2 separate regions of the Homo sapiens genome follow, and region 1 is linked to region 2. The links are chromatin contacts, found by Hi-C or POLR2A ChIA-PET in ENCODE. All regions are on one chromosome and are shown on one strand. Each heading gives the region's core, a stretch centred on a gene start or an enhancer-like site at or near the end of the contact. The rest is flanking DNA. Distances are from core to core; before and after follow the strand shown.

The links. A loop is a pair of places that touch in the nucleus more often than their neighbours do. ChIA-PET counts read pairs that join two places held with the same protein, here RNA polymerase II (POLR2A). Pooled maps may share reads with other maps.
Region 1: a pooled map shows a loop between it and region 2 (2.7-fold over the local background). The contact joins the promoter of SLC4A8 here to the promoter of BIN2 in region 2. A Hi-C loop is called at or near these places in 1 of 50 pooled maps. POLR2A ChIA-PET finds 5 or more read pairs at or near these places in 5 of 52 experiments (OCI-LY7, PC-9, WTC11 and 2 more).

The regions. Positions count from the first base shown.
Region 1 is chr12:51,421,137-51,427,293 of GRCh38, reverse strand. SLC4A8 (solute carrier family 4 member 8) reads right to left here and starts at 2,463. Exons shown (of 25, transcript NM_001039960.3): 1 at 2,259-2,463. The coding sequence starts at 2,306. SLC4A8-AS1 (SLC4A8 antisense RNA 1) reads left to right here and starts at 1,966. Exons shown (of 3, transcript XR_001749147.2): 1 at 1,966-2,054; 2 at 2,695-2,807; 3 at 5,117-5,395. RefSeq lists an enhancer at 1,845-1,904 and silencers at 2,015-2,224, 2,495-2,704.
Region 2 is chr12:51,321,859-51,327,877 of GRCh38, reverse strand. It overlaps BIN2 (bridging integrator 2), which reads left to right and starts at 3,704. Exons shown (of 13, transcript NM_016293.4): 1 at 3,704-3,856. The coding sequence starts at 3,776. LOC105369767 (a long non-coding RNA gene) reads left to right here and starts at 3,870. Exons shown (of 2, transcript XR_944957.3): 1 at 3,870-4,150; 2 at 4,675-5,510. RefSeq lists silencers at 479-773, 3,469-3,958 and an enhancer at 3,989-4,178.

The sequences.
Region 1 (6,157 bases), core at 1,214-3,713, 100 kb before region 2:
CATTCCAACCTATTCTCCCCACTGCAGCCAAAGAAATCTTTCAGTAGGAAAATCTGGGCCGGGCACGGTGGCTCACGTCTGTAATCCCAGCACTTTGGGAGGCCGAGGCGGGCAGATCACGAGGTCAGGAGATCAAGACCATCCTAGCTAACACGGTGAAACCCTGTCTCTACTAAAAATACAAAAAATTAGCCGGGCGTGGTGGAAGGCGCCTGTAGTCGCAGCTACTCCGGAGACCGAGGCAGGAGAATGGCGTGAACCTGGGAGACGGAGCTTGTAGTGAGTGGAGATCGCACCACTGCACTCCAGCCTGGGCGACAGAGCAAGACTCCATCTCAAAAAAAAAAAAAAAGAAAAGAAAAAAAAAAGAAAATCTGTTCATGATCTCATTTACTCTCTCATGCCCTCTCTCTCTCTCCCGGTTAGGAGAGACCCCCTCTCTCCCCTTTCCCCTCTACTTAAACCCCTTCAGTGGCTTCCCCTTGTTCCTCAGATAAATGTCAACTTCCTCAGCATGGGCTCCAAATGGCCCTGTGTGTTATAACCCCAGAACACATCTCATATACCATTCCCCTCATCGCTCCTTGTTGCTGCACCACACTGGCCTCATTTCAGGTCTCTAACCAGGTGTGTCCCCCTCTGCCACAGGTCTTTTGTGTAGCTGTTCTCTTTGCCTCTCAGGCCCTGTGATCCCCCTCTTCCCTCAGTTAACATTTATTCATCCTTTAGCTCTTTGCCCAGATTTTCTTCCTTAGCAAAATCTTCTCTGAGACCATGTCTGGAACCACTGTTATACACGCTTATGGCACTGCCTATCTTTCTTCAAAGCATTTATCACAGTTTATGATATTTATTTGTGTGATATTTGATTAAAAATAGTACTTCTCCCCTCCCCCACTAAATGATACGCTCCAGGAGGGCAAGAACATTGCCTATTTTTTCTTACCATTGTATCCCAAACAGAGATTGAATACATTTAATAGGCTTTAAGGGGGTTAGATATGCATTTTCCAAAATCTTAGATATTGTTCTTTTCAGACAGAGCAAGGAAAGAAGGATGTATCTTCTATTAATTGTAGCAAACTATTAACCAGGAAGAAGAGGAGAGAGTCAGTGTCTGATACTCATTTTGTTGCAAACTCAGGATATTTTCCCTGCCTCCTCGGGGAAACCATCCCTGAGGTCAACATGGCACTTGTTTCCAAGACGTGTCATCCTTCCTGAGATGGCCCATTACCCTCTTCAGAGCCCTGTACTTCAGACTTGCCTCCTCTTCCAACCCTCTTTCCAAGGCAGAAACCACACCATCTGATTGCACAGGAAACGGGGAGTGAGAATTCAATGGGCTGCCACTCATTCACTGAGTGTCACACAATAAACATTACTCCACAAAGCCCTTTCACAAACAGCACTTCGTCTGATCCTCAAAACAACCCTGTGAAGCATGCAAAGCAGACATAACTATTCCCATTTTAATAGCTGGGGAAACTGAGGTTCAAAGAGGCAAGTGACTTACTCAAGGTCACAAAGTTTGTGTGAGGCAGAGGTAGGATTTCAAACTACAGACTCTAACACTTAGTCCAATGCTTTTCCTTACATTAGCCGCCCCAACAGTTCCAATACCAGTTACTTAACCTTGGTTTTTTAATTCCCTTAAATAAGCACCTGTTCCTGACCCCTCCACACATCCTCAGCCCAGTTTGCAGTCCCTACCCAGAAGTTTTCAGGTGTCTGTTCAATGGGGCAGAGGGAGTCACAAACCGGGTCACCCTATCAGGGATTGGTCCCAGCCTCCAGAGTCTTTTCTGGCTTTTCCTCTGAACCACTGAGGAACCAGAAACCCCCAGAAATAAAAACACAAAGAGAAGACGTGCCCCACCAGAGCAAGGTCCCTGCTACCCTTTCTGCCCACGTTCTGGCAGGACAACGCGAGGCCAGACGCCGGCCCCTTCCAACAGAAAGACGCGAGGAGAACAAGAGGTCGCCGCCCGCCGGCTGTCAGGGCTCCTGGGCGGGCGGCGCAAGGGATGCGGCAGAGATGGGCCAGATCCCAGGTTCGGCCCAAGGTCACTCTCTCGCAGCCCTGGCCTGGTCCCCAACCGCCCGGAGCGCCCCCTGGTGTCCCGGGCTGGCCTCCCCTCGCCCTCAGGGAGCGGCCTGGGAAGCCTGGGCTCGGGGGCAGAAGGAAGGAGGGTGGGCAGAGGATGAGGAGGCTGCGCCCCGGGGAGGAGCGGGAGGCGCGGGAGGCGGGGCCCTACCTGATAGCTGAGGACGCCGTCCGGCTCGTTACTCCCGGCGGCCGGCATGGCGGAGCCGAACTAGGTCTCCCCCACGGGCTCCAAGCCAAGCATCAGCAGCCCGCGCCCTCTGGTCGGGTCTGAGCAGATCACTCGAACGGCGACCCCCACCCCGGAGCCAACGGTCAACCATCAACCGCCGCCGCCTCCATAGCCACCGGCCCGCGAGGCATCCGCCGCAACCAATCAGCGAGAGGCCTGCGCAGCCAATCAGGGCGCGGAGCACGGGAGGACGCTGTCCGGCGGTACCCTGGGCTACCGCGGGGAGGGGGAGGAGCCGGGGAGCCAACCGCTCCCGGGCCCGGTTGCCTTGGAAACCGCCTCCCTCCCTTCAGGGGCCTCTGGGCGTGAAGGTCCTTCCAACTGCTTGCTAGAAAATCTCTGCTTCTATTTGCAGCTGCACCTGACCCTTGAAAACTGGGAAAGTGTCGGTTTTGCCTATTCTGATTTCATTCCTTGGGAGATGATGTTTAAATTCCGGGCAAACATCCTTCGCGATTGCAGGAGGAGGTAATTGCGGATGAGGGGAGAGGGCCTTCTAAAATTAATTGTTTTTCCTTGAGCTAATGGCCAGATTAAAGAGCATTAAATTGAAGAAGGCAGGCAGTGTCAGGCTCCCTCACAGTCTCACTATGACTTAGGTCTTCTTCTTGAGTCTCAAGTCAGAAGCAAAACACACGGACAGGGTCGAGCTAAGGATGACTGTTGAAGCAATTCCACAAAAAGGCTTCGAACTTTTCCAGGAAATGATCTAAGGCAAACTATTATTTAGCAACAGAACTACTGACTTAACACAAGGTTAGAATATCATGAATAATGCATTAAATTTGATTTGGATTTATAAGAAAAGAGAGGCTGGCTAAAATCGAAGCAACCCTCTCTCCTCAAGAAAAAGAAAGGTACCTTTTGGGTTTTTTTTGTTTTTTTTTTGTTGTTTTTTTTGTTTTTTTTTTTTTTTTGGAGACGAAGTTTCACTCTTGTTGCCCAGGCTGGAGTGCAATGGCGTGTTCTTGGATCACTGCAACCTCCGCCTATCCAGTTCAAGCGATTCTCCTGCCTCAGCCTCCTGAGTAGCTGGGATTACAGGTCCCCACCACCACGCCCGGCTGATTTTTTTGTATTTGTAGTAGAGACGGGGTTTCACCATGTTGGCCAGGCTGGTCTGGAACTCCTGACCTCAGGTGATCTGCCCGCCTCAGCCACCCAAGGTGCTGGGATTACAGGCGTGAGCCATGGCACCCGGCCGTGGGGCCTTTTGTTTTATATGCACTATCATACCAGACTTCAGGTAGGTCCAAATTGGGGTCAGGGGAAGAATTGTTGCAAATAATTCTCAGCCCCTAAAGAAGCTACAGTTGGGGAAGGTAGTCTGATACATGTTAAAACTTTCCACCCCTGCTTACCATCCTTTGTGTTGGTCCTGAAATTGGAAACAAGGTTGGGCTTCAGTATCCCTGAAGCAGAATTGTATTTCTGATGTCCTGTATAAGCCTCCTGTCTAGTCTCTGCGTTTTAGTGTTCATTGCCACACACTCCATCAATCTCTTTACTAATCCTGTCATCTTGAATCTGGAATTCACATCCTACCCTCATCCCCATTTTTGTCCATCAAAATCTTAACCATCCTTCAAAGTTAATCTCAAAAGCCACCCTCTTCCAAGAAGCCTTTCTTTATTCTACTGTCCCTGATACCCCTAACAGATGTCATCTCACCCTCCCCAGAATTCTCAAGGCACTTCATACCTTTCTTATAGCAGTTGTCATGCTGTGGTTATTTAAGTACTTTATATGTTGACTTTAGCTTACTAAAATATTATAAGTTCTTTGAAAGCAATGATTATTTTTCTTATGCCCTTCTGTATACTCAACAGAGCCTCAACCAATCCCAGGCACATAGAAAGTACTTAGTAAATATGAATGCTTTTAATTCAATCTAATAAAAAATGTATTGAACACCTACTAATGAACAGGCCCAAGTAACACTGTAGAGGCAGAGAAATCTAAAATATATATCTCCAAGGGAGCTTAACAGGCTTATCAGGGAAACAGGGTATATGTTAATGAGTAATATTATATAAACCATGAAGATTGCAAAAATTCAGAAGAGAAAATGATCTTCAGGAAGGTTTCACAGAGGACATGGATTCGAGCTAAGTCTGAAAACATGGGTAAGATTTAGCTGACCCAAGGTAAGAAGAGCAAGCATCTCAAGTCTTAGGCAAAGACTTAAGAATAATAATGCACATGGCCCATTCAGGGTAGCCACAATTTGGGCCAAAGCAGAAAGTTATTGAGAAGAGCAGTGGGAGGTAATAGTTGTGATAGAGAAAGGCTGTGGGCTGGGCATGGTGGCTCACACTTGTAATCCCAGCACTTTGGGAGGCCAAGACAGATGGATCCCTTGAACCCAACAGTTCAAGACCAACTTGGGCCAACATGTAGAAATTCCATCTCTATTTTTAAAATACAAAAAAATTAGCCAGGCATGGTGGCATGCACCTGCAGTCCCAGCCCCTCAGGAAGCTGAAGTGGGAGGATCACCTGAGCCCAGGAGAGGCTTCAGTATACCACTCCACTCCAGCCGAGGTGACAGAGTGAGACCCTGTCTCAAAAAAATAAAAAATAAATAAAATAAAAGGCTGTGATCAAATTGTGGAGATCTGGCTAATTCATTCAGACTTTATTTTTCTTAAATGATAAAAAGCAGGACGCTGAAGGCTTTAGGGAAAACTTCCACACACCAGAACCTGGGTTTAGTGGTATAAATGCATTGTGTCATTTAATAGTCATAATGTCTCTACTCTTTTTCTATTTCACAGGTAAAAAACTGAGGCTCAGTGAAGTTAAGCAACTTACTCAAGGTCAGGCAGTCATGAAGCTGGGATTCCATCATTCATCTATTAATTCAAAACACTTTTGCTGAGAACCTATGTATCGTGCCCTATGTTAGGTGTTGGGAAAACAGCAATTAAGACAGTGTCCTTGGCCTCATAAGCCTTACAATCAAGTGGGAGAAAGTAAACAAGTCATCAAACAAGATAACCGCTAGTTATAATCACTACTGTTAAGTAAATAAAGAGTTATGTGATCAAGAGTAACTGGCATGGGATAGGGAGAGCTTCTCTGAGGAGGTGGGGAAAGATTCACCTGAGGAGACGAGTCAAGAACAAGCTCTCTGATTCTAGAGTTCTTGACCACTATGTTGTATTGGCCTATAAAAATTGTACCATCTCCAAAATCTGCCCTTAGGGGAGAATGGATTAGAGGGGGAAACCTGAGGCAGGGCGTCAGAAAGACTGACTCTAGCAACGTGGTAATTCAGGAGCCGAGGATGGTGGCCAAAGGAAAGATGTGCCCACATCCCCCACTCCCCTGGAAGGCAAGTCCCAGCCATGGCAGAAGTGGAGTAGGTAGGGTAGGGAAAGGAATTGAGAAGTAGTGGTGATTCCTGGGAGGACTGGTGGATCTGACTTCTCTCCAGTACAAATGTGGAAAAAGTCAGAGCCTCTGGCCCTTGACTCCAGGGTCAAGAGCCCCATCTTCTGGCCTATTGTGCAAATTACAAAAGGAAGTAGGCCACAGAGGCAGCAGCTAAGGCTGCTGCTATCTGGGGCACTGCAGAAGACAGGCTCTATCCTCCCAGGGATGATTTGGTCTCTCCTTCCCAGAAAAAGCTGGTTCACTTGGCTCTAAGCACGAGGCTCCTAACATCTACTGCTCCTTACCCTGGTTGGAAAAGCTCAAACACATGGCTCTCAGCCTGGCTGGAAGACAAGTCCTAGTGGAGCTGGGGGTATTCAGCCAAGGACATCACCTCACACTGATTATTTTTCTAAAGAAATCAGAAAAAAACAGCAGAA
Region 2 (6,019 bases), core at 2,455-4,954:
CGGGAGGTGGAGGTTGCAATGAGCCAAGATTGCACCGTTGCACTCCATCCTGGGCAACAAGAGCGAAAGACCATCTCAAAAAAAAAAAAAAAAAAAAAAGGTTCCCGAGTGGGCTGGGTACGGTGGCTCACGCCTGTAATCCCAGCACTTTGGGAGGCCGAGGTGGGTGGATAACGAGGTCAGGAATTCGAGACTAGCCTGGCCAAGATGGTGAATCCTCGTGTCTACTAAAAATACAAAAATTAGCTGGGCACAGTGGCAGGCGCCTGGAATCCCAGCTACTCAAGAGGCTGAGGCAGGAAAACTACTTGAACCCAGGAGGTGGAGGTTGCAGTGAGCTGAGATCGTGCCACTGCACTCTAGCCTGGGCAACAAAGCAAGACTCCGTCTCAAAACAAACAAACAAAAAACTTCCTGAGTGACTGAATGTGCCCTGTCTTTCCCAGGTATACTGTGGGTTCATCCTTCTTTTGTTTCCCCCTTTAGTGCCTAAAACGAACGCCCACTCCAAGTTTCTGGGTGATGGCAACTACTAGGATACACCAGAGATAGAAGTATAAGATTAGGAGGCAGGGCAGATACCAGCAGACTAAGAAAGTGACAAATTAGAAAGGAGACTGGAGAAAATCGCTTGGGCCTGGGAGGTGGAGGCCGCAGTGAGCCAAGATTGCGCCACTGCATTCCAGCCTGGGCAATGAAGTGAGATTCTGTCTCAAAAAAAAAAAAAAACAACAATGGAGACTGGAGAGCTAAGAATAGAAAAAAGGAGAGAAGAGAAGATACTAAACAAAGAAACGAAAGGGTTGAGGGGAAGAGGCAGAACAGAAAGGAAGAGGCAACAACAACATAGGGCCTCAAGCTAAGTGTGAATCAGCACTTTAAGGCTGGGACTAAAATTAGGCAACCGGATCCAGGGTTCTATAAACCACAGAGAACTGGGAAACTGATAATTCTGCTGTATCCTGGCCAGGGCTCAGTCTGTTAGAGTGGCCTATGAGAAAGCAAAGGGGGAACTGAAAGGGGAAGGCTAAAAAGGATGAGAAGCAGCTTTTCATGTCAATCACTTAAGACCAGACAAGAGGGACTAGGGTATTAAACATTACAGAAGGAGAAACTGGCTGAGACAGACCCTGGAATTGACAGGCTCAGCAGAGGCCTCTAGAACACTCCATGTGCTATAAGAGGCTGAGTCTGTTCCCATCCCAGTTCCACCACTGAGGAGCTGGGTGGCTGTGGTCAAGTCATCAGCCCTTTCTGTGACTCAATTTCCCTATCTAATTAACTTCTAAGGGTTGTTTCTTCTCTAACACTACATGATTTGGTGACCATCAATTTCAGTTTGCAAGATATTGGCACTAAACAGAGTTTCTTAGGAGACAGTGGCTGGGTTGCATTGCTGAGGATGCCATGTAGTCCTGGCAGGGACACAGGTACTGGCCTCCTTCTGCCAGTGACACACCTGTTAGCATTGCCATCTACTCTCAGTGTTCCCGCAGTACTGCTATTCTCCATGCTTCTCCCCACTTCTCCCCATCCAATATCAAGTCCTTCTATTTTCATCACCCTGCCTCTTCCAGGGCATCACCAAAGCTAACATCCAGAATAAACCCTAATCGCCTGGCAGGGCAAGGTGGTTCACACCTGTAATCCCAGCCCTTTGGGAGGCTGAGGCGGGTGGATTGCTTGAGCTCAAGAGTTCCAGATCAGCCTGGGTAGCCAGGAGTGGTGGCATGCACGCACCTTAGTCCCAGCTACTCAGGAGGCTGAGGTGAGACCATCACTTGGGCCTGGGAGGTAGAGGCTGCAGTGAGCCCTGATGGCACTGCTGCACTCCAGCCTGGCAACAAAGCAAGACCCTGTCTCCAAACAAACAAACAAACAAACAAACCCTAATCACCTATTCCCAGAAAATTTTGTATCCATCTCTACAAATAAATTAAGCACATTACATTAGAATCACCTGATTACCCACCTATCTCCACTTCCAGACTTTAAGCATCTTTATTTATGTACTTATTTATTAATACTTATTCTTTATTGGTTGAGAAAGGGCCTCACGCTTTGCCCAGGCTGGAATGCAGTGGCACCATCAGGGCTCACTGCAGCCTCCACCTCCCTTGGCTCGGGTGATCCTCCCACCTCAGCCTCCCTGATAGCTGGGACTACAGGTGTGTGCCACCACGCCCAATTAATTTTTGTATTTTTAGCAGAGAGAAGGTCTTGCTATGTTGCGCAGGCTAGTCTCAAACTCCTGGGCTCAAGCAATCTGCCTGCCTCAGCCTCCTAAAGTGTTGGGATTACAGGTGTGAGCCGTGGTGCCCGGCCAGACTTCATTAAGCATCTTAAGGTCAGGGACTGCATTTTATTCATCCTTGTTTCAGAACACCCAGCAATGCCTGGTACACAGTTGACCTTGAGTGCAGTAATGATTGTTTTGGAGAAAGAAGAGGAACACAGTAGCATACAAGGGCCTCTAATTTTGTGTCAGGCCCTATCTTCCCCCTCCACTCCTTAGGAAGTGTTATTTTGACCTTCTTCCCTGCCTTGAGGAAATTTTAACCTGCACTGTAAAATCTGAGTACGTGGTTCCTCCACACCTAGTGTCCTAATCTCAAGCTATCCCCTCAAACAGGTCAGGGAGGAATTTTTTGGAGAACTTCTCCCTAAAGAAACAATAGTTGTCATCTCAACAGCCGCACCCCAATTTGCACAATCTGTGTCTGTGTTCACATTCTGCCTCCATCCAGTACACTGTACTCCAACTAGAAAAACTTGCTCCTCATGCTCAGCACGGGCGTCCATACTATCCTCCTCAGCCTTTTTTCAATGTGATCATTCTCTTGCCTAAGAACCAGCCCCCTACCCTGTTTCTATCTCCAGCTTAGTTGTTCCTCATTTATTTATTTATTTATTTATTTATTTATTTATTTATTTGAGACGAACTGTCGCTCTGTCGCCCAGGCTGGAATGCAGTGGCGCGATTTCGGCTCACTGCAACCTCTGCCTCCCGGGTTCAAACAATTCTCCTGCGTCATCCTCTCGAGTAGCTGGGACTGCAGGCGTGCGCCACCACACCCAGCTAATTTTTGTATTTTTAGTAGCGACGCGGTTTCACCGTATTGGTCAGGCTGATCTCCTAACCTCAGGCGATCCACCCGCCTCGGCCTCCCAAAGTGCTAGGATTACAGGCGTGAGCCACCGCGCCCGGCCTGTTTCTCTCTTTCAAGCCCGGCTCGGGTGTCCTGCCTGCTTTCTGCACTCTATCCCTACCAGTTCCAGGCTTAGAGCCTACCTGGAGCAAGAAACGCAGTGTACATGGCGGCTTCGCATGCATACTCAGAGAACCTAAACGTGTTTTCGATATGGTAGGTCCTCTCGCTGAGTGGAACCCACATCATTTTCTACCCTGCGGTGGCAGTTGCTTTGCAGTGCTCAGCGTGATGGGAACTGGCTTTCCGGAGCGAGTGAGTGTGGGCCCACCACTGAGGACCTGGTTCAGTGAGGCCGAGGTTTCGGGCAGGGGTTGGAGCTCGGAAGCTGGCCTCGAGCGAGCGCTGCCTGAGGGTAGGCCCCGGGCCCGCCCCTCCGAGCCGGCCTGCTCCAGCTGACAGTGGTGGGCTGAGGGGCGGGCCTCAGGGCTGGCCAGGGGCGGCCTGAGGTGGCTCAGGGCTGGGGCCGGATGCGAGGCATGCCGGGAGCCCGCACTTCCTCCTCGGGGGCCTCAGAAAACCACAGGGCGCGGGGCCAGGGCGGCGGCCCCCAGGGAGTTGGCAGGATGGCAGAGGGCAAGGCAGGCGGCGCGGCCGGCCTCTTCGCCAAGCAGGTGCAGAAGAAGTTTAGCAGGGCCCAGGAGAAGGTAGGTGGCCGGGCCTCGCTGTCTGTCTGGCCCACAGGGAGCCGAGGCCGAGGCCGAGCCCGGCCGGGCAGGAGGGGCGGGCAGGGTGCTCAGGGGCCCCGAAGGGTCTGGGCTGACGAGAAGGGTCTCCCGCTCTCCCAGGGAAACGGGAGCGAGGAGTGGGCTTCCATGAAAACTGGCAGATTGGAGAGAGGTCGGAGACCGCCACCCGATCTTGGGCAAGGATAAGGGAAGCTGGGGAGACAACAGTCTCTGGGCAGAACCTTCGACAACCCTCAGGCTGACCCAGAAAAGGTGAAAGAAAGGAAGTGATGGTGGTGGCCACCTTTGTATCAAATTTTGTGCTAGCAATCCAAAATTGGTATTTTACAGATGATGAAATTGGAGGGTAATTTTCCATAGAGGGCAATTTCCCCAAAAACAGCGATGCAGCGGATGCCAGCAGGCACCCCCCACCAAAGGCTTAGAATAATCCTGCATAGTTCTCCCCCTACCTGACCCTGCCTGGCCTCTGGGTGGTGTTTCAGCTGACGTAAGCAGGAGCCCAAATCTGCTTCTTCTACCCTCCCTTTGGCGTTGGGGAGTACACCTCCCAGGGTGATGAACCACATCTGTGTTCAGAGTGTGTCCTTGGTTAGTGTCAGGTAGCCCTGCTCCAGCACTGGCACTTAGGTGGGCTGCCCATCTATTACTTGCTTGGCAATCTAAATTGTGGGGACATTCTCTACACATTTTGATGGCATTTTTGTTTCTACCTGTACAGAATATTTTCTTTGCTTCTAACCTGAGCCTCTGCTCTCCACCTACCAACCCTCTAGTAGACAAGGCGGTTTGGGAAGACATGTCAGCCAGAAGAAAGAGCGAGGGAAGAAAGACAAGAAGGACCTGAGATAGAGTTTCGGTTTTCCTTTTTTTCTCTCTCTCTTTATTAAGCCCAACCTGCCTTCTACAACGGAGAAGTTTTGGTTTTCTAAGAGCTGATGGACTTAGAAGCATTTGGATGAACAGCTCTGCTTACCAACTGAAATATCCCTATTATCTTCTAAAAGTGGAGCACTGCTTTGAGCCCTGGGAAGGCTTAAAGGCAACCAGCTCTCCCGAGTTGATTTATCAGCAGAAAACTGATGGAATGTAGATGTAGCTCCTGACTTTAAGAGACCACAATGGAAGGGAGGTTATTTTCTATCATTTGAGGTCATGTGAAAGAGAGGAGGAAAAGGGAAAGAGTTCGTGTAGCCAGACTTCGTTACTTCACTTACCCTAACTTCACCTTGATCCTAGTTTCAGCCTCTCTGAAGACTTACAAATCTGGTAGACCCGAGAGCAGGGCCTATGGGAAGGTCTAGCTCGAAACAGTGTGGGCGAGCAGGAGGTACTGGAGAGAAGGCCACACTGTGGTTGAAAAAAAAAAAAACCCTAAAAGACAAAACACTCATGAATGATAGTAATTTTAAAAAGACATACCAGCCAGGCACAGTGGCTCACTCCTGTAATCCCAGCACTTTGGGAGGCCAAGGTGGGAGGACTGCTTGAGCCCAGGAGATCAAGACTGCAGTGAGCAGTGATCACACCACACCACACTCAAGCAGAGGGAGACTCTGTCTCAAAAAATAAAAATAAATACATAAAAATAAAAGACATACAATTGATTGTATTTCACTCTTGCATCTTCTGTCTTCATCTAGCCTCTCGTCAACACTAAAACCTTGCTTTGGGCTTTCACTCCTTTGTAAGCATAGACTCCAAACCTTGGCTAAATAATGTCCTGCTCTGGGCTTCAGATCTTGCACCTGTAAAATGAGAGGGTTGATGTTCTTGATGAAACTCAATATGGTAAGAACACTAAATTGAAAAGCTGTCACATTAGACTCAGAGTCAAATACTTCCCAAAGACAGAACCAGTCTCTCAGGTTCTTCTGGCCTGAACCCTGAGGAAGTAGAGAAAGAGGAGCAAACTCAAATCTGCCATGAGGAATTCCCAGCTGATGAAGAAAACAAGATATTCTGAACCTAGACTAGACAAAAGGGTAGGCAAAGGTTGAACTTCGATAAGGTGGGAATGGCCTGGGATGCCGGAAGGGAGCTCAGCTCCGTCAGCCTGAAGCCAGTCCTTGAGTCTTGGGAAGTTATTGAGACCAAGATAAAGAGGGAGAAATTTGCACT